Linked DNA regions of Mus musculus: regions 2 and 3 are each linked to region 1. A link is a loop called in an ENCODE intact Hi-C map of the cell type or tissue named here. Cell type or tissue: heart. All regions are shown on one strand. Each heading gives the region's core, and the rest is flanking DNA. Links, peaks and the distances in the headings are about the cores only. Region 1 overlaps Cacnb2 (calcium channel, voltage-dependent, beta 2 subunit). Region 2 overlaps Cacnb2 (calcium channel, voltage-dependent, beta 2 subunit). Region 3 overlaps Cacnb2 (calcium channel, voltage-dependent, beta 2 subunit).

What was found. A loop is a pair of places that touch in the nucleus more often than their neighbours do. Peaks named below come from ENCODE experiments on the same cell type or tissue, not always from the same donor. Only the 100,000 strongest peaks of a DNase experiment are listed, where the experiment ranks them.
Region 2: it touches region 1 in a loop (2.8-fold over the local background); 5 of 42 quality-filtered maps call a loop at or near these places.
Region 3: a loop joins it to region 1, with 3 times the contacts of the local background. A loop is called at or near these places in 5 of 42 quality-filtered maps.

The regions. Positions count from the first base shown.
Region 1 is chr2:14,925,215-14,935,747 of GRCm38, forward strand. The region is part of intron 3 of Cacnb2 (calcium channel, voltage-dependent, beta 2 subunit); the gene reads left to right. Among named protein-coding and RNA genes, the nearest start is that of Nsun6, 120 kb to the right of the region's middle. In heart, for the core only: no CTCF peak of the experiment used is centred there; a DNase peak (open chromatin) is centred at 4,867.
Region 2 is chr2:14,817,621-14,828,153 of GRCm38, forward strand. The region is part of intron 2 of Cacnb2 (calcium channel, voltage-dependent, beta 2 subunit); the gene reads left to right. Among named protein-coding and RNA genes, the nearest start is that of Gm13269, 56 kb to the left of the region's middle. In heart, for the core only: no CTCF peak of the experiment used is centred there; DNase peaks (open chromatin) are centred at 5,631 and 6,401; H3K4me3 peaks cover 884 bases; H3K27ac peaks cover 2,055 bases.
Region 3 is chr2:14,830,522-14,841,054 of GRCm38, forward strand. All of the region lies in intron 2 of Cacnb2 (calcium channel, voltage-dependent, beta 2 subunit), which reads left to right. Among named protein-coding and RNA genes, the nearest start is that of Gm13269, 69 kb to the left of the region's middle. In heart, for the core only: no CTCF peak of the experiment used is centred there; DNase peaks (open chromatin) are centred at 4,550 and 4,640.

The DNA of each region.
Region 1 (10,533 bases), core at 1,800-6,799:
ATTTCACTTGTCATCAAGGCTTCAAATAATAAATGAGAAAATCTACTTGATAGCAGTTGTTTTGAGAAGAATATAGTCTGTGGCTTGAGAAAACTCTCCTCTTGTTAAAAAGGTCATAGAGTCTTATGATATATTACCACTAAAACCTTATTCCAACACTTTTGTGATAAGTTTATTTTGCAGTTTTTAATGTAACACATTTCACAAAATATAAAATGAATTTACATTATTAATAACGCAGCCTTAAGGCATTACAGTGTAAGCCATTTATATACTAATACAACCATCTTGATGCATCTCCAGAACACTCTGTTTTTGAGATTATAATATAATTACATCATTTCTTCCTCTAAACCCTCCCATTACCACTATCTCCCATTCCCTTGTGTGCTCCTGATTTTTTCTTTCAAAACTATGGGCTCTTTTTCCTTGTTACTGTGTGTGTGTGTGTGTGTGTGTGTGTGTGTGTGTTCATAAGCACACAATGCAACCTACTCAATCCATATAATGTTACTTGTATATGTATGTTTTCAGTGCTGGTCATTTGGTATTGTATAACCAATTAGTGTGCTCATCCCTGGAGAAGACTATTTCTCCCATTCCTTAGTTGTCTGTAGTTCTTTGTCTATGGTTGAAGCCATCTTCCACATTGGCATATCTATTCATGTTGTCCTTGTTTGAGTCATTCTTAGCCAGTCATGTTGCTGAGAGTTTATAGGTGTAGTTTCTCTGACATTTATAAGAGACACAATCTCACAGCAAGCCCCCTGTTCCTCTGGGTCTTGCAGTCTAACTGATAAATCTACACACAACTCTTGAATCAAGGCTCAGCAATCCCAAATTGAGCTATATACCAATCAAAAACTCAACTCTACCCACTCTGTCCCTGAAAGCCATTGTTCTGCTTTCGATGCTTAGGAGTTTAACTACTCCAAATGCAAGCCAGTGGACTCCTACAGAGCTCGTCCTTCTCTGATGGGGTTGACTTACCGTAGTAGTATCCAGTTCTGTGTGTAGTTAGATATGAATTTCTTTCCTTAGGGCTCATCTTTGTGAATGCTGGACTTGGTTTATCCTTTCATCTACTGATAAACACTTCACTTCTGCCTATGAATGCTTCTGTGGACATGGGTGTCCAAACAATCTCCAAGAAGCTTCAAGTGAAAGCCTATTATTTATATTCAGAAAACAGACATTCTTTCTTAGACCATACACAATTAGTTGGGTTCACTCATTTGACAATGCTAGGGACTGTCTGTAGTACTTGTTTAAATGTGTGCCGTCTCTCTCTGCCACACTAGAAATCCTTCACAGAAACTATCTTTAGGACAAACAACATATTTAGAGAGCCAAATACCAAAAAAAAAAAAAAAAAAAAAGAAAAAAGACGAAACACAACTTATTTTTAGCATAATATAATTTACTTGCTCTTAGCATGGCTAATTCTTTTAGATGATTACTGCTCTTGAATACAAATATGCTTTGCTGAGCCATTATTTTGGAGCTGTTCTGATGACAGTGAGGAAGATCTTTCCATCAGCCTTTTATCTTCTGATGCTCATGACATAGTTCCTTTCAAAATACACAGTATTCAATTCTATGTAAGAACTTGAGGTGTGTTTGAAAATAAGTAATAAAATTTATTAATATGCTTGGTAACAAATGAATCAACATTTTCCCATTAATACTTGCTGGAGATAAAAAAATATTAACCTCCCAGCTGAAAAACAAGAAACAAATTTGTCAATATCAAGTATCATGTAACTGAAAACTTAGGAAAATTTTATTCTGATTCATTTTTCATGGCTGACAATTTGTATTTGGGGGATTCTCCTGTAATTATTCTGACATATTGTGTAAACTTCATGAAGATAGAATTGTATACTAAAAACCATAGGCACTTAATACATATTGAATTTACCCAAATGAATGATGTTGTTAGTATCATTTGGAACTTTCCCTAAGATTTCATTTTTATGAAATTAAACAAAATTTAAGACCTAGTTATAAGACAAAAAATTCATAATAAAGAACACCCATTAAAAAAAGAATATCCATAAAATTACTTTTCAATTCTTTTATTGATGCTTTGGCTTCACACAAATGTATACCACATCTTGAACCTAACCTCTGACTACTCTCCAGCCCCACATGTTCTGGACATGCACCTCCCAACACACTTCAAGGAAGCTTTTCTCTTTGTCAGACCATGATGTTTTTTAAACCATTTCCTCACAGTGTGATTCCTCCTTTCTACACTGAGTCTCTTCTGCAGTTATCTTCACTTACAGAGACCCTCTGCTCATGGTCATGGTTCTAGGGTTTCTTACTGAGGTTTTGAGTTTTGTCCAGAATGAATCTGTGACAGATGCGTCACTCTGGACTGACATTGTCCTAGGATTTACCTACCTTGTATGATGTCATTCATTAACTCTCTCCAAATCCAGAGTCCATGTTTTCCCCATGGGAAATGTATTCTATATTTTGAGATCATAGCCCTGCTAAAGGTCTGGAACTCTTCAAACATGACATGTTACAAGATCCCAATCTACCCTTTGTTGCCCCAGAAGGAAATTCACTCAGTCTCTGAAAAGACATAGTTGCCTCCACATACTGAACTCTTTCTGGAGCTCTGGGGAGATGCAGCTGTTTCTCTTCCTCTCCATTTTTGATATATACTCACTGCAAGAAAAGACACTGCTTTACTCACCAGGCAACACCTTACCCAGTTCTATGGAATGAAAAGTTCACCTTGCCCCTCTTCTCCCTGTTATGACTAATCCCAGTAGACTTGATACCCAGTCTTTCTCTGCAAAATTTCTATGGCTCCTAGGACAGAATATTCAATATAAGAAACCATCAAAGTATCTTTCACAGTACCTACCAAAAGCAGGTAAATAGGAGCTTGCTCATAAAGCATATATAACTAGAGTTTGCTTTCATGTGATCTGAGATGATTTTCTTACCTTCTCTTCAAACTTCACCTCCCATCTTTAGTTTGCCTCTTCACTTTAAAACCATGAAAGGTCACTCATTAGTCCTTCCTTGATTTCCACTTGACTTCTCCACCTAGAGAGTGTTGTGCACAGGTAGCCACGCTCTCATCATTCCAGAGTCCATACTCTGTGCCCCCTTCTCCACAAACGTCCTGTGCACTGTGTTCCTCTGTGACCCAATCAAACTTCCTATGCATTATGTCCCTCTGCTCCCTAATCTTGTGGTATGTAGTTAGAATAGGAGCAGCCTCCTCCTCCTCTGAGGATAGTTTTCTCTATCCTTCATCTTACTGAATTCCTGCTGTCCATCTCTGGACAATTCACATAGCCATTCTAAAAGCATAAAGCCCTATATCACAGCATCTTCTGATTTGGCCTATGAATCTCCACTCTCTTCCAGTCAGACCTTTCACAAGAGGTTGGCCCATATAGCTTCTCCCTTCTTGACCTTGTCATATCTAGATGGTACCCCAAAACTCTAACAGAAGGATCCAAGCAAGGTCACCAACAGTCTCTGGGCTGTCAAATAGTCATAAATTGGGCCTGATCTCCCTTAAGCTGTCAGCAACATTCAAAATAATCAGTTGCTCTCTCCAACTTGAAATGCTCTCAGCTGTTAGCTGTTGTGACATCATGTTCTCTGGACAACCATTGATAAAAAAAAAAAAAAAAACAAACAAAAAAAAAAAAACTGGGGACAGTAAAGGGATGCAAGCTCTTTAACCTCTGCTTAAAATCTCAACATCTTGGAGCTGGAGAGATGGCCCAGTGGTTAAGGATACTGACTGCTCTTCCAAAGGACCCTGGTTCAATTCTGAGCACCCATGTGGCAGCTCACAACTGTCTATAGCCTCAAGATCTGACAATCTCACAAAGACATATGTACAGGCCAAACCATACCAATGTGCATAAAATAAAAATAAATAAATTACTAAAAAAAAATCTCAACATCTTAAAATCTTAACTTAGAACATGGTTCATATATTTTCCTTAGTTGTACTTGCCATCCAGAGTTTCAGGTTTTATGCCCATATGGCCTTGATATTCATGGTATAGTCACATGGATCTCAAAATGAGCTTGTGCATATCAGAGCTCTTGATTTACTCTCAATGTGCTCATTCCTGGCTTCTCTTCTCTATAATGGTCCCGGCATGAATATATTCTATTATCATACCTATAGTGAGACACTAATCTCTGCTGCCCTCATCTCTTATCTGTACTCTGCTTACTCCTTTTTAAGTTGACAAAGAAACAAAATTGGAGAAAAGAAAACATATTTTATTTTGTCAAGTGATAGTGGGGACTGGAGGAGAAGGAATCCATTTCAAAGCAAGTAGCAAGTAGGACACACAGCTGTGGTGGTCAGTGGACAGTGAGAAAGGACAAAGATGATGTCAAACAAAATGGGAAGGCTAGGAAAACTAGTTATTCGTACGTCATTCTTGAAATGAGAGTTGTGGGATCACCAGGATATGCTTGGGGGTACTTAGTTAGAGACAACTGGGACCAAGATATCCAAGTTCATTAGATAGACACTGGCTGAGTATATAGATGTCTGTCATTGTATTTGAATTGATGAAAATGTATACTAGCAGTGAGGCAAAATGTATTAATGGAAGAATAAGAATATCTGCTCACTGGCCTTAGGTTGGCCTTTTAGACCTCTTATTGGCTCTCCTTCCAACCCCAGGCATGAGTCTCTTGTCTCTTCACTGCTCCATGCCACACTTCATTACCATTCACAGGATACACACAGAAGCAAGCACTGTGCCTGGGTCCCTTCCAGTCATGTACTCAAGATAAACATCCATGTCTGCCTGCTTTATAAAGGGTTCATTGGCGGACATTTTGGCACTTGATCTTCAGTTATCGAAACCCAGTGAGAGAGTGCCAACACTTGACAGACACATCTGATCACACCCACCCTTCCTGGGCATTACTTATCTCACACACTCCTTGATAGTCCATGGAGCCAAGAATTCCAAAGGGACAAATAAAACCTCCCAGTCATTCCCATAGTTGAACCCATCGGCACTGGAGTGGGAGTCCATTTCACCTGTCTTTCCTGTCCTTTAAATGGGGTTTTTATTCTGACTATGGCCACTAACTTTTGAGTTAAATGAAAGTCTTACCAAAGAGGTCTGTCCTGGTATTGGCAGAGAGAAGAAAATTAAACTCCTTTGTAGTCTGTAACTGGGGAAACCTTCATGCATTTTACCAAATGCCCTCATTTTCATGGGATTTCATAATGTGCTGTTTAAAAGAAAACCTTGCTTAATGGGGCTGGGACAAAATTAATTAATAATGGCTAGTCATATAACAACACTTAGAAACATATGTTAATAAATTAGCTTCCATGGAAGCAAGCCTAAAGAAACTCAAACTAATTTCCAGGTTTTCTAGAAGCAATGCTTTAAGTGGAATACGATAAATAGAGGACTCCTAATTTGAAAAGCTTCAAGTAAGATATTTGTGAATTTCATGACTGAAATGCTAAGCCTGTCCTGCCTTCTCCTTTTGTGATGACATTTCAGTATTTACTGATTTGGGTCAGCACTGATATACAGACAATAATGCCAAATCTTCATATGCAACTTTCATCTGCATTCTGGAAAACTTTAAATCTACTTTTGAGATTTTTTTGAGACTGACAAAGAAATAACTCATGTCTAACATATGTCAAGTCCTAGAAGGCAGTGGTGACTATAAGATGGGTCTTAGCCCACACAGGTCACATTTGGGTGAAATTCCAGTCTGGCTGTAAGACCTGCAGAAAGTGTGCAGAGCAACATAAAGTAGTAGATACTATACTGCATGGAACTCAGTTTTGTGGGGCATGTATAGTATGCACATGTTTAGACATTTGCATGAAGTAAGCATTAACTCCTTCAGTGCCCCAAAGACTCTGTAACAATATAGTCTATGGTGCTAGTGACAGTCTAAGTAGCATACACATGAGCTGAGGCCCTCCCTGGGCTTCGGGGAGGAAGAATGGGAGGGCTGCAGTTACAGTAACTAGAGAATAAGTACTGGTGTTCATTCAGTTGCAGCAGCTTGCGAACAAGGAACCCTATTTATTTGTCATCCATCTCAAGTGGCTTCCCACTTTGGAGCAGTTTTGTGGACTCATAATTATTCTAAGCTCCTTCCTCGGACATAGTCCAGAAACCCCTTCATTTCTCAGACACATCAGAACAGGGCATTGGATCCCATACAGATTCTATATGGTGAGCCACCATGTGGTTGCTGGGAATTGAACTCAGGACCTCTGGAAGAGCTGTCTTAACCTCTGAGCCATCTCTCCAGCTCTATACTTCATTCTTTTGTGCTGTGAATTACAATTGCTTGTGTGACTGTATCCTCTACAAGATCACAACTTTCTTCAGACTATAAATTTTGACCATTGTCTTTTTGCTATGGGGTTGTAATTTAGCCCAGGTTGGCTTTGAGGTTGACATCCTCCTGGCTCAGCTTCAAGTGGTTCCTATCCTACTGTATTCTTATGACAACCCCTTCCATGTTTCTTTTATACGGATGGAATAAAAGGATCCAGGGAGTTCAGAAGCTAAGTTAGGAAGATGAATTCTGCCCTTAGAAATCTGTAACAACATAGCTTTGCCAGGTACATGGTGATTAGAAATAAAGAAACGTAAATAAAGTCTCATGTTGTGGTGCATGGCTACAATCTCCATGCTTGGTAACTAAAGCAGGAAGAATTTGAGTTAGATGACAACCTGGGGTACATAGGAAGTCCCTGGGTAAAAGCAGACAAAACCAACCTCAAGGATAATGGACTGCATGAGTTCTATAAGAAATTACTGTAGATGTTCCAAGTTACTTTTGCTTAGTTCTACCAAATCCCCAAAGACTCTGGAAGCTCCAAATCTGACTCCTGTAAGTGTCAGGTTCATGAGGTGAGTTACTGAGAAGCAGGGGCAGTCCCAGTCTTATCTACCTACTTTGCACTCAAGTCCGAGGAGCAGAGGCCTGCTGGCTTCTCTGAGGCGGAAGTTACATTCTTTCACCAAGTTCTACAGGCCTTGCATGATTTACACTAGAAATCTTTAAATCTGACCCATATCTTGTGAGTAATATATGGCCATCAAGAAGAACAAGGTTAGTGGTTGATTGCATTTGAATAAATCTCTATTTGTATACTGATTATTCCATCTGACGAGTAATAGGGTCCTGAGGTTGAAGGTCTCACTTCCATTTATTGTTGTTAAAAAAAAATGTAAACATGCTCAACCTGTTTTCCTGTTATCTATCATATTTTTCAATCAATAATATGCATATAATATGCATGTTAGTTAACCATGAATATTTAAAGATAAAAGCTTCATCTTTGTACTCACTTCCTAGAAATAAGCTTATAAAAATGCATTTCTGTCCTCATCCAAGGAAACCAGATGCCTGAACCAGCCAAAAGGGTTGAGGTTAAAAAGAAATGAATTAATGAAAATAACTTCATAATATCACCAATGGATTTTTATAAATTCAAAACCCAGCTTAGGATTTTTTAATAAAAGATAGTTAATATCTTCTTGGGCTGAAATGCTATTCTGACCTCAGAGGACAAAGAATTATGTCAATATACTTCTTAATTGCTGAATTTTAATTAGTTAATAAATCAATTTAATGTTACTTTTTTGATACAGGGTCATCCTTTGTAGACCTAGCTGGCCTGGAACTCCCTATACACACCAAGCTGTCTTTGGACTCACACTGATCCACCTGTCTCTGCCTCCTGAGTTCTGAGATTCAAGGCATATATTGGTTTACAACCAGCAGTAGATTTTTTTTTTTTAATGAATTGCTCTACTCAGTTTCATTGTTTCAAAATGCTGTCTCAGTTTCTGCATGGGTGTATAGTTTTGCATGGTTATAATTTTTCATAAATAATTAAACATTAACTTCTTCAGTACTCCAAAGACCCTGTAGCAATATAATTTACAGTGTTTCGTCACAGGTTTTTCTTACCGCTGGACTTGGATCAGCTGGTTCACAGCCAAATCACCCCTTCTTCAAATCTTAGGACAGCCAGTCTGTACAATCCTTTCGTCTGATCCTCACAGGGCTCCCTCTGCTCAACATTCAAATTCTTGCTTGTTGACTGCTAGGAACAGAAGGTGTTGCTGGTGGCAGAATAAAACAATAAAAGGATAGCCTTTTATAAATAAAAAGATGAAGGGGAGCCACCTTCTCCCGCTAATGGGCCTGGATCTTGTCACAGAGGCACACCTGCAAAGCCAGGAGGGTGAGAGTACGTGAGTCACACCAACATTGTCAGATATATGATGGCAGGTGCCATTCCAAGACCTGCCCACACTACATGGCCATATGTCAAGATGTGGTATAATATGGAAGGAGTCTTCATACAACTGTTTCTAGAAGGCCTTAAAATTAAGGAATTATTTACACATGATAAAAACCAATTATCTTTTTCTCACAAAATTATATAAAAATATCTGCCTTGACCCATTAAGGATTCACTCTTTTTATAACTGTTATTTGCTGCTTCTGAGAGGAAGCCATTACGCAGGTGCCAGTAGTCTTTGCTAAACTACTGCCCATGGTTAAAGCCTTTGGCTTTTTCCACTTCCTCCAGTGTGTAAGTTAACCAAAGTCTAAAATTGGAGCAGAAATTATGGGGTAGGGGAGTTTCAATTATGGGCTAGCTTCTCTATTACACATGCCCATCTGCTTTGGGGATGCCATCTGATTTTCTTCATTTGCCAAGTGGGAACCGTACCACTCAGTGTCCCTGCCAGAAAGTGTTTGACCTTGTAACTCAGAGGGACCTTAAAATGTTTGTTTTATAACTTACATAAGTAAGGAATGATTGAAGGCAAGCAGTGGCTGAAGCCTGAGGGCTCAGGAAGCTGAACTGGGATGACTGTTGGTAATTCTTGCTCAGCCTGCTCTAAAGAGCAAGTTCTTAGCCTGGTAGTACACAGTGAGACTGTATCTCAAACAACCTAAAAGAATGGAAGAAGGAATGAGCAAAGGGGACATGAGGAAGAGGACTGAGCAGAGTCATAAAATGTCCTACAGATGTTTTCTGATGGATAAACCTCTCTTGTGCACCTGCCACCCAACATCAGCATAACCCCTACACATGTGATTTCTGCTGAGCTGTTTTTCAAGAATGCCAGCACTTAGAATGTCACACTCTGGGATTGCTCAGAGTCGGCTCTCTTCCTGGATCCTTTATGGCACTCAGTCCATCTCCTGTAGAGCTCTTGTGACCTGCCATGTTTGGCCTTTTCTATATTCATTGAATGGCTTCCTGGCCTCAGTCACTTTTCTGGCTTCTTTAACCCCAGTTAACCAACTGAATCTGGAGGTCTCAGTTCTGCTCCTTTCTAATCCATCTTCCTGCCCTACCTGTCTAACTTGGTTCTAAAATTCCAGCTCCCTCTCAAACTAATGTTGCTTGCAGAATTGATAGCTGAATATTAAGTCTTTGGTTAAATGTAGGTCTCAGTTAAAATTGTGTTTACCATGAATGTCTCTCCCTAGCTTATGATTCTTTGTTCCATCTATAGACACTGGGGGCTTACAAGAAAATCTCTAGTAGTTTTGGTTTAAGTCTATATACTTCTGAATAGTCTATGTAGCTTGATTCATAATGCAGCTACCTTGGTTTACCTTTCTGTAGTAATCTCAGCTTTTCAGGTGGTCATAGGACTTGTTTTTTCATTTTTGACAAGCTTCATCCCACTAGTCAGATCTGCCATAAAGCAAATGTTGAGTATCATTGTTAGATAGTAAATTCTGAGTTGAGAGTGGTAATACATGCCTGTTGTCCCAGCACCTGAGGGGTAGAAGCAAGATAATTAGGAATTCAGGATCCTTTTTGCCTATATAGTATGCTTAAGGCTAGGCTGTAGTATATGAGATTCTGCCTCAAGATAGACAGACAGACAGATGATAGATGCATAGGTAGATAGGTAGATAGATGATAAATAGATGGTAGAAAGAAAGAAAGAAAGAAAGAAAGAAAGAAAGAAAGAAAGAAGAGAGAAGAGAAGAGAAGAGAAGAGAAGAGAAGAGAAGAGAAGGAAGAGAGAGAGAAAGGAAGGAAGGAAGGAAGGAAGGAAGGAAGGAAGGAAGGAAGGAAGGAAGGAAGGAAGGAAGGGAAAGAAAAGAAAGAAAGAAAGAAAGAAAGAAAGAAAGAAAGAAAGAAAGAAAGAAAGAAAGAAAGAAAGAAAGAAAGAAGGAAGGAAGGAAGGAAAAAAGAAAGAAAAAACAGGAGGGGAGTATTTAAAAAGAGAAAACGTGAATATGCACATACTCTATGACTTTACTTGCAGACATGTATTTTGGAACTTTGTGAGTTGTTAAAATGGCTCTACAGCATTTGCAGGGCTGTCAGCAATATCTGGTTCTTGCAGATATCAATGAAAATCAACTGTGATGTTTTGATGACCTCAGTGACAGGCATCCATGGTTTTTGATATAGCACTTCTAGTACAGTTCCTTTCCACTGGCGTCTAGCTCCACTTTTTAAAAAGTACCATCCAACTAAGGAGA
Region 2 (10,533 bases), core at 2,506-7,505, 110 kb before region 1:
ATCTTACAGAACAAGCCATTGCTGTTCTGTTTAGGAATTTTTCCCCTGTGCCCATATCTTCGAGGCTTTTCCCCACTTTCTCCTCTATAAGCTTCAGAGTCTCTGGTTTTATGTGGAGTTCCTTGATCCACTTAGACTTAAGCTTTGTACAAGGATATAAGAATGGATCAATTCGCATTCTTCTGCATGCTAACCACCAGTTTTGCTAGCACCATTTGTTGAAAATGGGGTCTTTTCTTCCACTGGATGGTTTTAGAACCCTTGTCAAAGATCAAGTGACCATAGGAGTGTGGTTTCATTTCTGGGTCTTCAATTCTATTCTATTGATCTACCTGTCTGTTGCTGTACCAATACCATGCAATTTTTTATCACAGTTGCTCTGTAGTACAGCTTGAGGTCAGGCATGGTGATTCCCCCAAAGGTTCTTTTATTGTTGAGAATAGTTTTTGTTATCCTAGATTTTTTGTTATTCCAGATGAATTTGCAAATTGCCCTTTCTAACTCTGTGAAGAATTGAGTTGGAATATTGATGGGGATTGCATTGAATCTGTAGATTGCTTTCAGCAAGATAGCCATTTTGAATATATAAATCCTACCAATCCTTGAGCATGGGAGATCTTTCCATCTTCTGAGATCTTCTTTGATTTCTTTCTTCAGAGACTTGAAGTTCTTATCCTACATATATTTCACTTGCTTAATTAGAGTAACCCAAGGTATTTTTTTATTATTTGTGACTATTGTGAAGGGTGTTGTTTCTCTAATTTCTTTCTCGGCCTATTTATCTTTTGTGTAGAGAAATTCCACTGATTTGTTTGAGTTAATTTTATATCCTGCTACTGCACTGAAGCTGTTTATCAGGTTTAGGAGTTCTCTAAATTAAAAATTGGTTGAATTTTTAGGGTCACTTATATATACTATCATATCATCTTCAAATAGTGATATTTTGACTTCTTCCTTTCCAATTTGTATCCCCTTGATCTCCTTTTTTGGTCTACCTGCTGTGGCTAGGACTTCAAGTACTATATTGAATAGGTAGTCAGAAAGTGGGCAACCTTGTCTAGTCCCTGATTTTAGTGGGATTGCTTCAAATTTCTCTCCATTTAGTTTGATGTAGCCTCCCCCAGCCTTGAGTGTGCTGGCTCAGACCTTGCCACCACTGAAAATGAGACCACCTGCGGTGGAGCCTTCTCACCTAGATGGTTCTATTGTTCTGTCACCCACATTGTTCTTCTCTGAGACAGTGCTACCTGCTGAGAGGCTCCTGAAATATTCCAGAGAGAACAAGCAATCCAGTAATTTACACCTACTTGCCAGACCAGTTCTCTCAGGCAGATCTCCTACAGGCTGGCTACAGGCATCAAGAATGGATCTGCAGGAGATGGGCTCTCTGCTTATATAAGCACAGATTATTAGTAAATTTTGGAGCTTTGATGAGAATTTTGTCTTGGCCTTGTCTTTTCTTGCCATCTATTCTCTTTTAGCCCCAGCCTGCCCGGGTTCCTGTGGCCATGGGCGATCACAGTTTGACATTGGCTACTGGTTTGCTGTATATTGCTTTTATTGTGTTTAGGTATGGGCCTTGAATTCCTGATCTTTGATATTAGAATGGCTACTCCAGCTTGTTTTGGGGGACCATTTGCTTGGAAAAGTGTTTTCCAGCCCTCTACTCTGAAGTAATGTCTGACTTTGTCCCTGAGGTGAGTTTCCTGTATGCAGCAAAACATTGGGTCCTGTTTATGTAGCCAGTCTGTTAGTCTATGTCTTTTTATTGGGGAGTTGAGTCCATTGATATTAAGAGATATTAAGGAAAAGTAATTGTTGCTTCCTGTTATTTTTGATGTTAGAGTTGGGATTCTGTTCTTGCAGCTATCTTCTTTTAGGTTTGTTGAAGGATTACTTTCTTGCTTTTTCTAGGGCGTCATTTTCCTCCTTGTGTTGGAGCTTTCCCTTTATTATCCTTAGAAGGGTTGAATTCGTGGAAAGATATTGTGTGAATTTGGTTTTGTCATGGAATACCTTGGTTTCTCCATTTATGATAATTGGGAGTTTTGCTAGGTATAGTAGCCTAAGTTGACATTTGTGTTCTCTTAGGGTCTGTATAACATCTGTCCGGGATCTTCTGGCTTTCATAATCTCTGGTAAGTTCTGGTGTAATTCTGATAGGCCTGCCTTTATATGTTACTTGACCTTTTTATCTTACTGCTTTTAATATTTTATCCTTATTTAGTGCATTTGTTGTTCTGATTATTATGTGTCAAGAGGAGTTTCTTCTCTGGTCCAGTCTATTTGGAGTTCTGTAGGCTTCTGGTATATTCATGGGCATCTCTTTCTTTAGGTTAGGGAAGTTTTCTTCTATAATTTTGTTGAAGATATTTACTGGTCCTTTAAGTTGAAAATCTTCATTCGCATCTATACCTATTGTCCTTAGGTTTGGTCTTCTCATTGTGTCCTGGGTTTCATGGATGTTTTAAGTTAGGATCTTTTTGCATTTTGCATTTTCTTTGATTGTTGTGTCCATGTTTTCTGTGGAATCTTCTGCACCTGAGATTCTCTCTTCCATCTGTTGTATTCTGTTGCTGATGCTCGCATCTATGGTTCCTGATTTCTTCCCTAGGTTTTCTATCTCCAGAGTTGTCTCCCTTTGTGATTTCTTTATTGTTTCTACTTCCATTTTTAGATCTTGGATGGTTTGCTTCAATTCTTTCAACTGTTTGACAGTGTTTTCCTGTAACTCTTTAAGGGATTTTTGTGTTTCCTCTTTAAGGGCTTCTAGCTGTTTACCTGTGTTTTCCTGTATTTCCTTCTTAAAGTCCTCCATCATCATCATGAGAAGTGACTTTAGATCCATGTCTTGCTTTTCTTGTGTGATTGTGTATCCAGGACTTGGTATGGTGGGAGAGTTTAGTTCTGATGATGCCAAGTAACCTTGGTTTCTGTTGCTCCTGTTCTTATTCTTGCCTGCTGCCATCTGATTATCTCAAGTGCTTGCTGCCCTCAATATATTTGAATGGAGCCTATCTTTCCTATAATTCTTATTGGTTCAAGACTCCTCAGAGTCCAGCTTTCTCTGTGATCCTGTGATCCCGGGCTCCTGTGAACCTGAGATTCTGGGTGTGTCAGTTTTTTTGGCAGTCAAGCTTCCTCTGAGACCCTGAGATCCTGGTGTGACCAAGCTCCTGTTATCCTGGGATCCTGGAATCTGAAGATCCTGGGCATGTTACAGCTCCTGGAAATGGTGTCTCCTCTAAGAACCATGGGGCTGTCTGGTGTGTTCAAAACCAAGGTGTACCAGTAATGATCAGAAGGAACCCAAGCTGCTGGTCAGACAGGGCTCCCATGTCCTTGTTCCTGCTGTCACAGGCCCATCACAATTGCTTTGGAACAGATGTTGTGTTCCACTCACCAGTGATCCTAAGATCTTGCTCAGAGTCCTCTGAGGACTGTGGGACCATCCACTGAGTTCGAACCCAAGGTGACTCAGAGCTGGCACTGACTGGAAGGGAGTTGTTGATTGCTGGACTTCAATACTTTGATAGCTGGACCTTGTTACTCACCCTCAGAAGGAGGACGTGGCCAAATAAAGAAATGGACCTTGGTGGCTAGCTTAGTAATCTAATCTCATGGTTTTTAGCAAGGCAGAGGGAATGAGAAAGAAAGGCAAGGCCCTGCCAGAGCCATGTTTATCATGCTCAGTCTGACTAGAGTCCCTTTGGGTGTTAGAAAAGGTATTGAACATCATTTATCAGAGAAATAGTTGTCAAAATCCAATGAGAGCACCTCATACTTGTGAGCTTAGTGGCTTCTAAGAGGCAACGTGATTTGACTATAGAGAAGAGGGCACAGTTATACACATGAGTCTTGGGTTAGCTATAGAGAAAAGGGCATAGCTGTACATGGGTTACTAGTGATGTGCTGCTCTGTGACTTTGTGTATTAGAGTCTAGGACTTGCCCCACAAACCACATGTCAGTCAGACAGAGGTAGTTTATTGAGCATTGACTTATATAGCATTCATGTCCCAACTTGCCAACCAGGTACCAACTTGGGTACCAGGTTGTCCCTTTCTGTCAAGTAGGGTGTCAATTCCCAGGGAGATCTTGGGTCCAACTTATTTGGCTATCTATACAAAGCAGTTCCACATAACTTCTATTGTGATTGGTTTTCAAGAACACCAAAGCATAGAACCTAACAGACTTTGGGCTAATGGTTAATTCAGGAATGAAGACGTTCACAGTAACAGTACATGAGAAAGTTTCCTTATAACAGCATAAAATGCCTGGGTAGACAGGCAACAGTTTCCCAGGCCTTAATATGTACTTAACTTTTAAGGGTCTAGGCCATTCGCTTTCACTACAAAATAGTAGTTCACAGTTTGTTCATTTGCTTTTCTATTTAGGTCATTTCTAGTTTTTGCTAAAAGCCCACTCCAGCCATGAAGATTGTGCCTAACTGCCTGCATGGTAATGTGTAATATCGAATCTGGGTATGTAGTGTCAGATCTCAGTATCCAAGGTGATTGGCACCTAGAGCCTCCTATATTCCAAAACCCATGGATACTGAAGTCCTTTGTGTAAAACAGCTTTGTGTCACCTATAAAGTATACATATCCTATACAGCACCTGTAAATTGCTAACAACACTCAACACATTGTAATGCTGTTAATAGTATGATGACTTATTTAGGGAACTTACTGTAAATAATAGGGAACAATTAGAGACTGGTTGTGAATTTTTATTAAATTATTGTCTAAAAATTATATGTTCAGTACAAACGCACTATTTTTTAAATGGTTAGTTGATTCCATAGATGCTGAACCCACAGACAGGAGTATCTGGCTACTGAATAGTGTGAGTATAGAGTCCAAGGTATGAGCCCCTTCACCTTCAGCATCAGGTCACTTCTTAGGCTGCAGCTTTAAAGCCACCTTACCATCCTAAGTTCTGGAAGCCACTGCACTGCTCTTCATTTCAAGGATTTTATATAAATGGAGTGGCACAGTACATACAAATCTGTGCCCCAGGGGTGCACCAAATGAACCTGTCACCTATAGTTGTTGTCGGGGGCTGTCCAGCTTCTCTGGAACATTCATAAGAAATACTGAAAGTTTTGTGAATCACACACCACCCTGTCACTATTCTATTTTGCAGTAAGACTAAAACATCCACAATAACTGTAAAAAATAAGTGGCCATGTCGTTATAAATCTTTATTAGTGACCTTAAATAGAGCCTTCATAATTTTCGTTTTGTGTCACAAAATGCCCTTTTGGTTTGGATTTTTTTTTTTTTTTGCCAATTATTTAAAAGTGTGAAACAGTTTGTCCAGTGACCCAAATATATAAACCTAGCTATTTGGGAGGCTGAGGTAAAGTCAACTTGAGCTACAGAGTGCTTAAATGGCTAGCCTGAGTACTTTAGTGAGACCCTGTTATTAAATTCAAAATTGAAGCTTCTAGAAAACATATCTTTAGCTTGTAGGTTGGCAATTGCCTCTGTCACTCTCTGCCTTACTTTTTGGCCTGGGTTTTCTCAGTGGAGCTGAGGGGGACAGCTGACAAAGCCACAGTGATTTGCCTGTCTACACCTCTCCCAGCAACTCTGCTGGAATTACAGGCATGCAGCCACTGGCTGCCTTTCAAGTGGGGCTAGAGATTTGAACTCAGGCCTTCACACTGCAGCCAGACTATCCCCTACTGAGCCACCTGTTTTACATTTCCCAGATAGTAACTCTTTGTAATATGCATTGTACTGATGACCTCAGGGCACAGCAGTAATTGCTTCCCTTTTATAAACTTCTTGTTTGGTTGGTTGCTTTTCCTGTTGCTGGAGTTTGAGATAGGCTCTGCTTTTGTAACCCAGGCTTCCACTGCATAACTCAGGCTTGCTTTAAACTCACAGGACTATTTCAGTCTCTGAGTCCTGGGACTTTAGGACACCACACCTGAATTGAAAACTGTCTTTTGAAGAAGTCTTCCATCTTAAAGAAAATCAATTTAACCAAGCAAAATATGACTGCAAATCAATTATGATCTCGGAGAACTTGGAAGACAGTGAGAGGGCGGGGGGGGGGGGGGGAGGGGGGGACGGGGGGGGGGGAGACTACTTTTATGAATTAAAAAAAAAAAGTTTCTCTTCACTGGGCATTGGGTAGGAGAATGTTTTCAGTTTTCTCCAAGACTTTTCAGGACAGTAGTTGAATGCTAAGAGTATACCGGATTGTGTAATCTATTGTTCTCTGCGCAGAAAGTAGCTTTAAAAGCCCTGTTGTGGCCAGTGCTGCCTGAAGGCATGCATCTGATATTAATGAAGTGTTACTTTGCTTTGACAAGTTTACAGGCGTCTCTCTTCTGAGCCAGCTGACGTAATTCAAAGTAGAAAAAGCCCCTCCCACTTGGCCCTTGGTAACTAACTGTGATGGGTTCCTCTGCCTTGCTTGAAGTGGTCCTGAAATCAGAGGGAGTTCTTGACATCTGAAGTACGTTAGAAAGTCATGAAGTCATACTGACTAAGATTACACATCTCAAACTTCAGGGAAAACCGGAGCCCGTGCGAGGCAAAGCCACCTTTAGCTGGTACCTGGTCCTTGCGGCTGTACACTATTTCTCTGGCGTTCTGTACACTGTTGGAACCCGTCTGGCATGCTTGACAGGCAGTTGGTGTCTTCTCAGACTCAATCCAGTATTCCTGGGGTAAGCAGGCAGGAAGTGTGTGTGTGTGTGTGTGGGGGGGGGGGGGGCTGTCCTAATGAACTGTGTGCTTTGGAGAGAAATGTCAACGTTTCCATGAGCCCAAGCTACAATTGTGCTAGCTGCTTTGCTGTGAAAAAAAAAAAAAAATTCTAGTCATTGCTGGAAATATCATATGCATTGTGTTTGAATACTAAGGTGGGTTAAACAATTAAAATAGTAACTTTAATTTTAAACCTAATCTTGCTGCGATTCCATTAGTAACTCGAGTGCCAGGGACTTGGTGGGGAGAAGAACGCATCTCTGGCTCGGAGCAGTCACTTGTTGTAGATCACTCTGACAACTTGGGTGCTGTGCATTTGGCTTCTTTCATTCTTTGGGGGACTTTTCTATATAAATCAGGGAGCTTTGTCTTCAAGTGTTACAAACTAAGACTGTATTGCAGTTTATCTTTTTTTTTTTTTTTTTTTAATTTATGAAGTCCAGACAGGAGAGTCTAATGTTTAAAATACTTTAAAAAAAAAAAAATACAGAGCTTTACCGTGCAAAGACTGATAGCATCTTCAGGTTAAGAACTTTTACAGAAAACATCATATATTATTAATGACATTTAAAGCATGCTTTATAATATAATTTTATAATAATCATTAAATTATTATTATATATCTAATGCATTGTCTAAGATTAGGAATAATGATGCCTGTTTTTAAGGAGAAACTTCAAGCAAATCACATTGCTTATGATATTGTTTTCCAGTTTCTGAAAAAGCTTTAGGAAAAAGAACATCACCAACAATTAAACTAGAGCTCATGAATATTAGTCTGAATTTACAAGTGTGATTAGCAGGATGCACAAATACTTTATAATCAATTAAATACAGATTGTCTAAAAGTTCTCTCTGGATTTCCTGGTTGCTTCAACCTACAGTGCTCTTAGTTTAAGAACAGGAAAATACATGCTAAGAAAGTAGCTGTGTGCTGCTTCTTTGTTCTGGATGCCATTATATAAGAATATTATTAGCCCAGCCAGTAAACCTGAGGGCACGTGGCCTAATTCCATGTGCTTAGTGACTATGGCTTAATTATCTGTGACTCGTGGCTGGATTTCACTTCATGTTTTCTAAAGGTACAGAACTTTTTTCTGTTGGTGCACATTCAGTTTTGTGTGCTTGCCGGCTGGGGACGTAGTTCAGTGGTAGAGACCTTGCTTGGGGTGCACAATGCACTGGGTTTGGTCCCCAAGGCTGAAAGTAAAATGGTCTATAGTTGTAGTTCCGTTCTTTAAGGCTTTATTATGGCTGACAATTGGTTGGACGATCAAAAAGGATTTCTGGATGCTAGAAATCTGGTATATTGGCCACATTTTAAAATATTGTGTGTGATATAGAAGTGAGTCAACCTGTTTAGTTGTTCCTGTTTTCAGTGACACCTGGAATAATCATTTCTGGTAAGCTTGCTTACTTTCAAAGAATTTTATCAGAAGTGAAATGGTTGCTTCATTGTTTTTTCCTACAGAGAGATGTTAATTAGGAACATGTACAATTCACAATCTGAATTCTAAGTGCATTCAACCAATGATTTTGAGTCATTTCAGCAAAGACATTGTGGATAATAATGGCAGAGGTGTTTAACAGTAGATTTAACAGTAGTGGTAATCTCTATGACTCTAAATGAGTTATTTATCTCCTGTTCATCTCATTCCTGCCTTGAAGGGCTGAGGAATTTTCCCAAGGAGATTTTTTCTTTTGAACTTTTTTTCCCAAGCCTGGGCTTTCTGTTCCCTTTGGCCTGGGTAGCTCTCATGTTAGGGTTTCATTGTTGTTTGGTAGGTTTGGGGTTAGTGGACAGTCTTTCTATGGACTTCAGGCTAGTCGAAAAGTCAGGATCCTCATGCTTCAGCCTCCCAAGTGCTGGGATCATGGGCAAGCAAGCACCAGCAGTGCTGGGATCATGGGCAAGCAAGCACCAGCAGTGCTGGGATCGTGGGCAAGCAAGCACCAGCAGTGCTGGGATCATGGGCAAGCACCAGCAGTGCTGGGATCATGGGCAAGCAAGCACCAGCATACCTCACTTGCTTAGTTTTAAGGCCTCAGATGCCTGAGTACCTGAAATGACAGGTCTATGTCTACTTTTGTTCTTATGAGTTTGTGCCTGTGCTTGAATAAGACTAATAAATGAATGGATTTTCTTTTTTGAATAATTAAAGTTTAAAGTGACACCTCATCAAAACTATCTTCTGTGCTAGGGATCTAAACTCAGGTCTTATACTTACATAGCAAGAACCTAATCAAATGAGCCATTTCTCTAGCCCAGTTATTGGAATTCAGACTATATAGTTTTGACCCACTGAATAATTTCTATGGACTAAGTTCTCAGATGTATGGAAATATTTCCATTAAAAAGTAGGTGTAAATGTTTTTATTCTCTCTGGCTGTGCCTTTTATATTTCTTTCTGAAATGATTTGCTTGGCAATGCTAACATTACAATATACTAGCCATGTGCTAGTAGTGTAGCTCAGTGGTAGAGCACCTGCCCAGCATGCAGGAAGCTACAGGTTGAACCAGGCAGTGAAAAAAATGTCCAGTTCTCAATGCTAAAAGAGACAGGTCTCTAAATGTCCAGTAGAAAAAGGGGCAGCCACACGGCCACAAGGTCCCTTCTCCAGGCCCTGTTAGTTTCTAGAGAAATGATTCATTTGATTAGGATCTTGCTATATAAGACCAGAGTTTAGACCTCTAGTTCTTAGACACAATCTAGCATTTTCCATACTGTTTCTTGATAAGAGGCATTGAAGTTATTGCCATTTTGTTCTTCATGTAAATTATGTTGTTTGTTAAGTGTAAATTTTTGTAAATGTAAATTTTTGTAAATTATGTTGTTTGTTAACCTCACAAATGGTAATGACCAGACTTTAGTCTAATTTCTTAGCTTTGGGATCTAACAGTGGCATTTTCATCATCAAAGAAAACAAAATCTGCCTTGTGCAGTCATCTAAGATTCTTATCTGCACTACCAGCACTTGTGATGGACATGCTCTTGTTGGGAAGGTTGGGCCAGCGATGCCAACATCAACCTTCCAATGTCCATTTTGTTCCATGCTTTTTCTTGTCCTCATAGTGACTCAGACCAAACAGGGCTTTGAGCTCCTGTGTAATAGGAGAGCAGTTCTCAGTGTAATTATAACAAAAGATGTGGTTTTATTATTGATACTAGCCCTGGTCTCCTAGTATGGAGCAAGATAGTTAATAGTGCTAGGGGTGCGTGTATGGACATGGGAGCAACAGGAGCATCCATCCTGTTCTGTCATTCCCCACCTTATTTCCTTAAAAGGATTTGTCATTCAACAGGGAGCAAATCTTGTGGCCTTCAAGTCTAAATGACCCTCCTGTACTCTCTTCCCCACAGTATAGAGGTTACAGGCACAGAGCCATACCCAGCTTTAAGCAGGGATCCAAGCTCAGGTTCCCATACTTAGGCAACTGAACTTTTATCTACTGAAACATCTCTCTAGTTGCAGTTTGTTTGTTTTAAACATAGAAAATAAATTTAGTTTATTTTTAATTCTTTTAAATCTCTTCACTGTCCTGTTTAAGAGGTCAGAAAGACCTAGAAATTGAAACAACTTCCTCTCTTCTTCCTCCTCCTCCCCCTCCTCTTCCCCCTCCTCTTCTTCTACCTCTTCCTCTTCCACCTCTTCCTCCCCCTCCTATTTTACTACCTCCTCCCCCTCCTCTTCTTCTACCTCCTCCTCTTCCCCTTCTTCCATATCCTTCTCCACCCCCTCCTTCTCCCCCTCTTCCCCTTTTTCCCCCTCCTCCTCCTCCCCCTCCTCCTCCTCTATCTCTTCTGC
Region 3 (10,533 bases), core at 2,449-7,448, 94 kb before region 1:
ATTTTTAAAATGACGGTCACATTTCTTTAAAAATTGCTAGCCCCTTCTAAAATGTGGAAGCATTTTGCTGATTCCATCACCAGTTCAGCACTTTAAGATGGCTGACAGGTTATACAAGGCTAAAAACTGTAGATGATGATGGGGCTGGAGAGATGGCTCAGGAGTCAGGAGCACTTCCCACTATTGCAGGGGTGCTAGGTTCAGTTCCCAACACCCACATGGCAGCTTAGAGCCTCCTGTAATTCTAGTTCCAGAGGATCTGATGCATACTTCTGGCCTCTTCAGGCACTAGGCACACACAGGGTATGTGCAAATACTCATGCATATACTTTAAAAATAAAAATGGTTATGCACTGAAAATACAGAAATCTTGACTCAATATTTATAGCTACACCCACCCCCTCCACCCCCTAATGATTGCCCAGAGCTAATTTGGAACTTTCTGACAAGGATATGTGCCCTGATGACCAGTCTCTGACCAATGATATTTTTAAAAGATATTTTAAATTTATTTTATGTATATGAGTGCATTGTCACTGGCCTCAGATAAACAAGAAGTGGGCATCAGATCCCATTACAGATGGTTGTGAGCCACCATGTGGTTGCTGGGAATTGAACTCAGGACCTCTGGAAGAGCAGTCAGTGCTCTTAGCTACTGAGCCATCTCTCCAGCCCCTGACCAGTGATATTTTTATACCCTGCTGATTGTCCCTCTTCGTGTGCAGGAGAGTTCTCTAGAAGTGGACCAGATTGATTGTATTCAACCCCTAAGTGCACTTTACAGCTCACATCAACCTCACTGTAGTTTATTCTTATCCTGATAAAGGTAATGCCATTCTGTTTTGATACTCATTTATCCTCCACATGATATAATCAAGATGCCTTGTACACATCCCATCCTGTACCACTCTAGGCTTCTGTGTGAAGCAGGAAATTCGTAGCATCTGGTCTTGCTTATTTCAGTAACACCAGAGAACATGGCTGCTCTATCTCACCAAGCTGTGAAGATAGAGCATGCCAGTGCCAAGTGAATGCTCTCACATGGTGGAAGTTGGCCAGTAATGCTATCACAGAAGGACACTGAAGTAAAGAACAGAGGAATTGATCATTGGAATGGGAAAGACTAACTAGCTGTAATTGGTGCCTAATAAGCAGTGCATGGTTTAAACGAATTCCAGAGGTTCATTGGTAAAAAGCCCCACCCATTCTCTTTAGTTTTCTACCTACTGTGCCTTCGGAGGAGTTTCATTCTAATAGACTCAAAGGTTTTCAGAACACATACTGCTTAGTTTGCTATTAGAATACAAGACACTATGTGGAGTTGGTTGGAATTGTTTTATGCATAATAGTACAGGAAATGTGCCTAAAGCATCTCATAGTCTGTGATATTCTAAGGAAGAAGATTTTACAAGGATGCTTAGCACTTGGAAGTCACTGGCTAGTATACTAGACTTTCTCATTTAAGCAAATGAAGGAGTATATAGCTACCATCATAAACATTAGGGATTGGATACCAAAATATGTTTTGAATCCATCAGACACCCTATGTCCTTGCCATTGTTGTGAATTATGGAATCATACGATATGGTGTGATGTGTTCATGAATATGTGTGGGTAAGAGGATACAGGTGTGAGTTGGGGACACAGCTCCATTCACCTTTTTGTTTTATTTTGCTCATCCTATCCTTTGAGATAGTATCTTTCACTGGCCTGGAGCTTCCTGTTTAGTGAAAATGGTCTGACTCTGCCACTCTAGTATGTGGGTCACAAATACAAAGCTCTACACCTGTCTTTTCTTCTCTCCTCACCTCCTCTCCTCTGTTCTTTTCTTCCTCTTCTTTCTGCCACTCCCTTTTCTTCTTCCTCTCTAGCTCCAGCTTCCATTGTATATGGACTCTACTGGCTGAGCTACCACTCCAGCCCAAATTAGAGGATGTCTTAATGAACTTATTTTTCTCCATGAAATGTTATAACCATATATTCATTTGGCAATAGAAAAATATGGTCTTTTCTATAATAAGTTGATGAAAGAATTCTTAGAATCTTTTTGTGCAGAATAATGTGATTCCTAGACAATAATGTCACTTATCTTTTAATTTTCAATGATGCTATACTTAAAAAGAAAAATTTAAACTTCAAAACTCCACATGATTTTTTACATAAAATCTAAATATTTTATACACTTTAAGGAATTTTTATTACTTGAATCTTCTCAAGTGTTTTTAGCTCACTATCATTACTTTTTTAAACATTTGTTTATGTACTTTGCATGTGACTGCATGACTATAGTTACGTTTGTCGTGGCAAAAGACAACTCTCTGAGTCAATGCTCCTTTCACCATGTGGATTCTGAGGATGGACCTGAGGTCATCAGGTGTGTTGTTCAGTGCACTATCCCACTGGCTCCAGTGTCTCTCTTAGTCACTCTTAGTGTATGATTTTCCTTTCTTCATAGTCGACTAATCTATGGTGATTCAGAATATGATATGCATTAAAATAAAATGGGCCACTGAAACATCACGAACTAGTTGGAGGGAGAAAGAAAGTGAATATTTGATAAGAGAGTATATAAGGCTCTGGGGTGTAGTGTGTAGTTTTGGCTACCCCCTTCAAACTCAGGGCAGATCATGCTACCAGCCTTCACCTAGAGAATATTGGATCTGTTGATGAAAAAACACAGACACACACACACACAAACACACACACACACTGCTTTCTTGGCTCAATTGCTGGGCGCTACTAATCCCCCATGGCTAGCAAGCCCTTCCAGATACTCTTAGCTCAGCACCCCTCAGCTTCAGTTGCTCAGTTACCTTTAGTCCCAGCTCAACACCCTAACATCCCACCTGGAGAAGTGGCCTATGGCTGCTCCACCAGAGATCTCACATGGCTTGTCAGCTTTTCTCCCTCCAAAGCATGGTGAAAACTCCTTTCATCTCCCTCTTCTCCTTGCCTCTTTCCCCAGGGACCCAGCAGTCCCACCTCTTTCCTTCTGCCCAACAATTGACTCCTGGTATCTTTACTGATAGATCAAAAATCAATTGGAGAACAGGACCTTAACATCAGAACTACTACACTGGGGGTTACAGAACTATTGACTTCCCTGGTTCATTGAAATCCGGTTCTCGAAAACAAATTTGATTTCCAGCTTAGCTCTTAAACCTTTACTGCTCTATGGCAAGAAAGACCTCACTGATAACCTTATGCATCTGAGAATGCCAGTGCAGTCTATTTACCCCCACAATTGATATCTTTCATTGATGTTAAAATGCTTTAAGCAATGCTTTATATTTCTAGGATAAATAATAGTTCTTCCTGGGCTTAGCACAAGTCTATATTCTAGTTTACCTTTAGAATGGCATTGATACATAAAAGTATTTGTAACTTTGGGGCTAGACAGATGGTGGAGTGGGTAAAAGTGCTTTTTCTGCAAGCCTGAGGGTCTGAGTTTAAATCCTCACTTCTCACATAGGAAGCTAGGTGTGGCCACACACACCTGAAACCCAACACTGTGGGTATGGAGACAGGAGCATGTCTGGATCTACTAAGCTACAGGCTTAGTGAGATACCTTGCTTTAAGGGACTAAGGTACAGAGAGATAGCAAGACATCTGACATCATCCTTCGGACTCCAGAAATGAGCAATAAAAAGGTGTACCTCCATATAAGTACATATACTATCCATATACACAAAAAAACTTTTAAAAGATATATCAGCAGATGTCTAGAGTTCTACCTAAGTGGCAGAACACATTTGTCACATAGGCATGAGCCTCCGTCCAATCTCCGGCAGTGCAAAAACTAATCTAGAGCAAGCTTGACCAGTTGAATGGACAAATTACCCACTATCTCTAAGAATCAAGTTCCTTATCTTAAATCCTGAAGTAGTGATGATACTCTGTCATGGAACTCGAGGGTCCAATAAAGTATGAAAACAAGTCATTTAACAAATACTTGCTAAAGATCTCTGTGTTCTTTTCCTCTTAATTTGAGCTGGTTAATCACCAGCTTGGTAATCATCTCTCTTCTCTTCTCTTCTCTTCTCTTCTCTTCTCTTCTCTTCTCTTCTCTTCTCTTCTCTTCTCTTCTCTTCTCTTCTCTCTCTCTCTCTCTCTCTCTCTCTCTCTCTCTCTCTTTCACACACACACACACACACACACACACACACACACACACACACACACACGGCTTCTTCTGGATGAGACTCTTGATGAGGTCCCATGCAGGGCTATCCAACCTTTGCCATTGTAATATGACCTAGAGATCTACTGCGTTTCCACCTTTTATTACTTGCTCACACAATCTACACACGGCACTCTGTCCTCCCCGGGTACCTTTATGTGCTCCAGGTCAGAAGGCTGTGGGAGTCTTCTGAGGAGAGAAAAATAGCACTTGATCTAACACACTTGTGTTCAGGCATAAAGCCAGATGGAAGTGGATTAGTCAGCTGTTTAGGATTCCACTGAGGACACAGAAGAGGCTAGAAGGAAACTAAGGTCATTGTGTCTTATTTGTATTTTGTTGTGGTTGTTTTGCATATTCTTTTACAGGTGTCCAGGGGGCATTTTTAGGACAGTATCATGACATACCAGGGCAAAGGCCCAAGTACAGGGTAATGGGGAACAGATGAGAAACAAGGCAGTAAGTAGCTAGAGGTACCTGCCCTAGAACATTCCAAAAATAGGTTCATTAGCTGCACAGTGTATGCAGACTGGCAGGGTTCCGAGCATTAAAATATGACATAACTATTTGAGCCACATGGGGTTTTTTTCTTCAGAAGTCACTTTGAAAACAAAGCTATTCCAGACTGTCAGGGTGCTTAATGTCCTCCTTCAAATGCCTTGTGGTGATCTCTCTAGATCCATAGTTGTTGAATATGGAGATTTTGTTTCATAAACTTTTCTTGTAACTTTTCTTTGCCAAATATAAACCATGACAGGAAAAAAATACCATTTTAAAACTCAAAACCTCCTTTGGAAAATGGGGTTTCATAAGTGACTGACCATTTAGTGATATTCTATACATGGCTTGTTCTTGGGATAATAAGTGAGATTGTGTGAATGATTATAAAACATGAATAAATGCAACTCCTTTTGTGCTTCTTTCATGCTGTGAAAGTGCCTCTGCTAAACATTCCGCTCATAACATCAACCAGAAAGGCCAGAGTGGACCCCCAGCTGATCATGCTTCTTCTGTCCACTGACCCATGTCTCTCCTCCGAAGTGTCTAATTCAAATAAGACCTAGTTTAAATATGTCTAAGACAAAATATCTATATGGTTTACATGAAATCATGGGTTTCTGCACCACACAGATCCCAGAAGTTGTAGCTGCTGAGGCATCGCCCCACCCCATAGCTGCTGTGTTATTGTATGTTAGGATTCCTTCCTGGAGGGAGCCCCTGGATCAAGAAATCTGAGGCTCCACCCCGTTTCTTCAGAAATGTTGATGCCTCTTTCACCCAAACCTTCCAAAACTATTCAGCATTCACTTTTACGCATGCTCATTATAGACCCAGCCAGCAGAAGCTCCAAACTCTGCCTCCTAGGCTGTCCCCTGCTCTGTACCCTCTCATCGTCCCTGTTTTTAAAACTCGAAGTACCCAAGTTCTTTCCATTTTCACAGCTCTTGCTTTTGGATTGTGCCTGAATGCTCTTCCCTGACCCTCCAATCCAATCTTGTTTTAACATATGTTATTTTATGTGTATAGATGTCTGAGTCCCATGCATGTGCTTGATGCTTTAAGACATCATTGATCCCTGGAATTAGAATTACAGATGGTTGTGTGGTCCTATGTGAGTTCTGTAAATCAAACCCGGGTCCATTGGAAGAAATGCAAGTGTTCATAACGGCTGAGCCATCTCTCCAGCTCCCCTCCCTTCAACCTTTAATGCACTCAGATGGCCATTCCATCTTAACACACAGAACACTCAACTCTGCTCACACACTATGTATTTGAATGTGTAAGTGTGCTGATATGGTAAAGTTGTTAGTCACATCACTATAGAAGGGATGTCTATGAGGCAGCATCTAAAGGCAGATTCGTGGTGATATGTAACTCAACTGTGGCACATGGGTGGCAATGCTTATCCATTCTTGGTAAAATTCTAAACAAATCTTCAATTGATTTACATGGAAATTTTGTCTCTACAAAATCAGGTATATGCTATACCTAAGGCAAAAAGTTCTGTGTCCTTGAACAAAATAGAAGTAAAGCCTAAGATCTAATAATTGTCTAATCTTTATTGCTTTTCATAAGACACCCAGTGGGTGTATGCAGAACCAGCCTGCAGCTACATGGGACCGTAACATTCCATGTGGTATGTTTGCACCACTGGCTGCTGTTTACAAATGGTCTGTAATGCTCTTCCTTTGCAGAGATAAGCACAAAGGCTTTAACACACTTCAGAAACAGCCTTTTCAGTCCTATCCCTCCAGATATAAGCTCCACTGAGAGCAACAACCTCATTATCCACCATAGAGGCCTCCATATCTAGCATATTATCATCATCAGAGTAGTAAATGTCACATGTTTAAGGCATCAATGAATGAAGTTTCCCACATAAGTAAATGGGAACAAACAAGCATTTTCATTCAGTCAATAAATATTTACTGAGAAACTGCTATGTGCCAGGTGCTGTTGGTATACAACATCGAATGAAACAAAATTTCTGTTCTAATGAGCTTCCTGTCTCCTTATGTGAAACAATCTTGTTTCACAATGTGACACCTGGATTTCCATAGAAGGTGACAATAACCTTGGCTTGTAAAGTCTTCTTAGTTCAGAATACTTACTAAATATAGTTTAGTCAACTGATTATGAAGCAGAAGCCTGGCTAGGGACACAAAGCAGCAGAAGGAAAGGGGAGTTGTGGCAAGAGATGGTAATTGTGCTTAAGAGAAACAAATAGTGAAGGGAGCCTAAAAATAACCTGGTTATTTACAGATTCTTTATGTCTGTCAAAACTTTTAATTGAGATATTTTTTATCCTACATAACATGGACAGCAGAATCAGAAATGCTTCAGATGACCTTCTTCTCCTGTGTTTGTCTGTGTATGTTTATGTGGGTGTAATATGCATGTATGTGCTTGCATACTTGTGTGAAGGTGTGGAGGCCAGAGGGGGACTGATGTGTTTCCTCCTTTGCTCTCTACCTTATGTTTTGAGAGAGTTTCTCAGTACACTTGGTACTAAGTATAGTGTCACCTGTGGCCACACGAACTGGGTTCCTCAGTGGGAGGCTGGAGCTGTAAGGGAGGAAAGAGAGAAGAAAGGAGACCAAGACAGATTTCTGATCAAGGCCCAATGTTTACTAAGAGTCTGTGCTTATAAAGGGGGAGGCCCGTCTCCTGACATGCCAGGCTTCTTGATGCTTTGTTGCCAAGTTGTTAGCACTAGTCTTCCAGAGCTGTTAGCATTAGGTCTCCAATTCCACAGATTGTCAGCTATCTCAGAAATAGGAAGACATTTTCCACCTCTCAGTGGAAGGTGATAGAACAATAGAATGCAAGACTCCACCCCAGGTGGTTCCATTCACAGTGGCAGCATAGATCTGAATCAACCTGCTCAAGGCTGGGGGAGGCTACACTAAGTAGTAAATGTAGGGTTCTGTCTATCAGTGCTGTTGAGTACAGATGTGCTCAGCTATTTTACATCAGTGTTGGTGATCCAAACTATTGTCATGATGTTTGCATAAGAAGCACTTTACAACTCAGCCATCTCCCTAGATCCCTGTGCAATCCCGCCAAATCTTATCTTAACCATTCTTCTTTTGCCCACTGTCATAAACTATCTCTTGATGGTTGCAATCTTGAACTTTATGTAGCCTAGCCTTAAATACTCTTAAAAATGACCTATCCTATTCCTAGAAGTTCAGTTCCTTGCAGTACATTTTCACTATGGATTCTCCACTGCCATTATCAGATCTAAGTCAAAATTATTAATTGTTCATTCCCAAAGCACAGTCTACTTTTAACTCCCATAATAGTACAACCACATGTTCTTGCAGATCTAGGCCAATTTATTTAGCAGTCAATGAGCATTGAAGGTCTCATCCCATTCACTTGCTGTTGCACCTGAGTTTTTTCAGCTACTTTTTTTAGTATTTTTTTTACTTCTTACCCACAATGCCTCTTCTTCCTTTCCTTCCTCTTCCTTCTCCCCTTCATCTCCTTCTTCCCTTCCTCTCCCTCCTCTCCCTCTTCCACCTCTTTGAAAGTTAGAGTGTTACTGTGTACCTTTGACTGGCTTGGAATGTAGACCAGACTGGCCTCTGGTCTGGTATAGACTCAGAGTTACACCTGCTTCTGGCCTTGAAATTCTGACCAGAATATAAGGGATATACTTTAAAAAAAAAAAAAAGACTTATTTATTGTTATATTGAAGTACACTGTCACTGTCTTCAGACACACCAGAAGAGGGCATTGGATACCATTTCAGATGGGTTTGAGCTTCCATATGGTTGCTGGGAATTGGACTCAGGACCTCTGGAAGAGCAGTCAGTGCTCTTAACCACTGTGAACTATCTCTCCAGCCCCAAGGGATATACTTTTAATTACATTTTATTTACTTAATTTGTCTGGGCATGTCTATCTGTGGCAAATACAGCCACAGTACACTTATGGAGGTCAGAGTACAACTTGTAGCATCAGTTATATCCTTCACCACACAAGACCAAGGGATCAAACTCAGGTTATCAAACTTAGCAGCAAGTGCATTTAGCCTTCTTACTAGCTTTAAAGCTTCTAACTTCCTTTGTTTTTATGTCACAATTATTTGATGACCAGTTGTGCATAAGTACAGGGGAATTTGGGCTCTCCTAGTTTTCTCTGTCTTTGTGGTGTTGTTTCCCTGAAGTGACACCTGAGGTTGCACATCATTTGCACTCAAAAGTGTGCATAACCTCATCTCTGCAAACCCGGAGTCTGTGCTATATTTGGTTAAATTATTTCTAATTTAAACATGATGGCTTTCTTGGAAGAAATTCTGTCTTTGAACTACAACAATGTCTGGCAAGGGTTTTGTCATAATTTTTTAAAGGCTATAGGAAAATAAAACCTCCTTTTGAAGTATTTCTTTGTATTGGAATGTTGAGATAAAATGTAACATTGTGACATTCTTGATATACACTACCTGAAATTTAACAGAGCCACATTCCTCCTTATTTAAGGTCCAGTGTATCAACTATTCAAGGTTGTTTTTTCTGTCTTTGTACAGCCTCCCACACAAAATACTCATAATTCGAAACAGACATAGCTCAAGAAAGAAATACATGTCTTTGTTAAACCCTAAAAGAATCCTCTTATCTGGCTCATAGAGATAATGAGATCCAGTAAATTATAAAATAGTTTCCCTTTATAAACTAACACTTCAGATTCCTTGAAATTCTTGGGCAATATTTTCACCCATTGAAATATACCCTTCTTGGTCAGGTCATTTTACCATCTACCTGGGCCAATAAAATGTAGGATAGTTCTCCGTGCAATTGCAGAACGTTTTGTGGGTGTGGTGTATGTGCATGTATGTAGGTGTGGACATGTGCACATATATGGAGGCTAGATGAGGATATAGGGTGTCTTCCTCTACTGCTTTATTGCCTTGAAACAGCACTTTGACTGAGAAGTTTGCTGTGGGGGCCAAACTGACTCACCATCAAATTTCTGAGATCTTCTACTTCTACCTCTCAATGCTGGTGTTACAGGGACTTGTCTGACTTTTATATGGGTGCTAGGGATTTGAACTCACATCCTCATTGTTGCATGGTATTTAATCAGCGTGAACCCCATGACTGTGTTATTTACTGAAAAACATGTTTCTAACTGTGATGTGACTCAGCCTTAGCACACACCTTTAATCCTCCTGGGTAGAATACAGACATGCCCTTGGAACACACCTTTTAGACCCCAACAATGAAGGTAAGCTTAGTTTGTAGAAGGGAGCTCTCAAGTTTGAAAGTGATGGCTAATAGAGTTGAAGACAAAGTGACAAAATCAGAGAGAGATTTGACAGAGTAGGATCTGCCCAACTCTCAAGAGAAGAGAGAGAAAAGTGAAGCTTATTAAGGAACAGTGCAGATAAAAGGAGGAGGAGACCATTTACTTGGGAGAGTCTTACAGAGACAGGTGGAAGGGAGAACAAGGTAGACACAGGTGAAAATAGAATGGGCCAGAGCCTGAGAAGGAGCTAGAAGATCAGAACAGATCGCCAGAGTTAGTGCGAGGCCAAGCAGAGCAATTCAGGGCCTGAGAGAGAAATCAGATTGAATCAGTTAGCTTGGAGAGGAGTTTGAGCCAGAATAGTTGAGCCACCTAGAGCAAAGAAAGATCTAGAATTGGGTGAGCTTATTTAGCATGAAGTCTTAGATGCCGAAAACATTCTACACCTAGATTAGATTTTACAGAGGCTAGAAGCTTCTAGGACTAAGCCTAGGTTATCAGATTGAGGCAGCAAATCTCATAGATGACAATTTCTTCAAGAGAATAAAAGTTACAGTTACATCTCATCCTTTCACATCAAATGCTCTTCTATTGAACT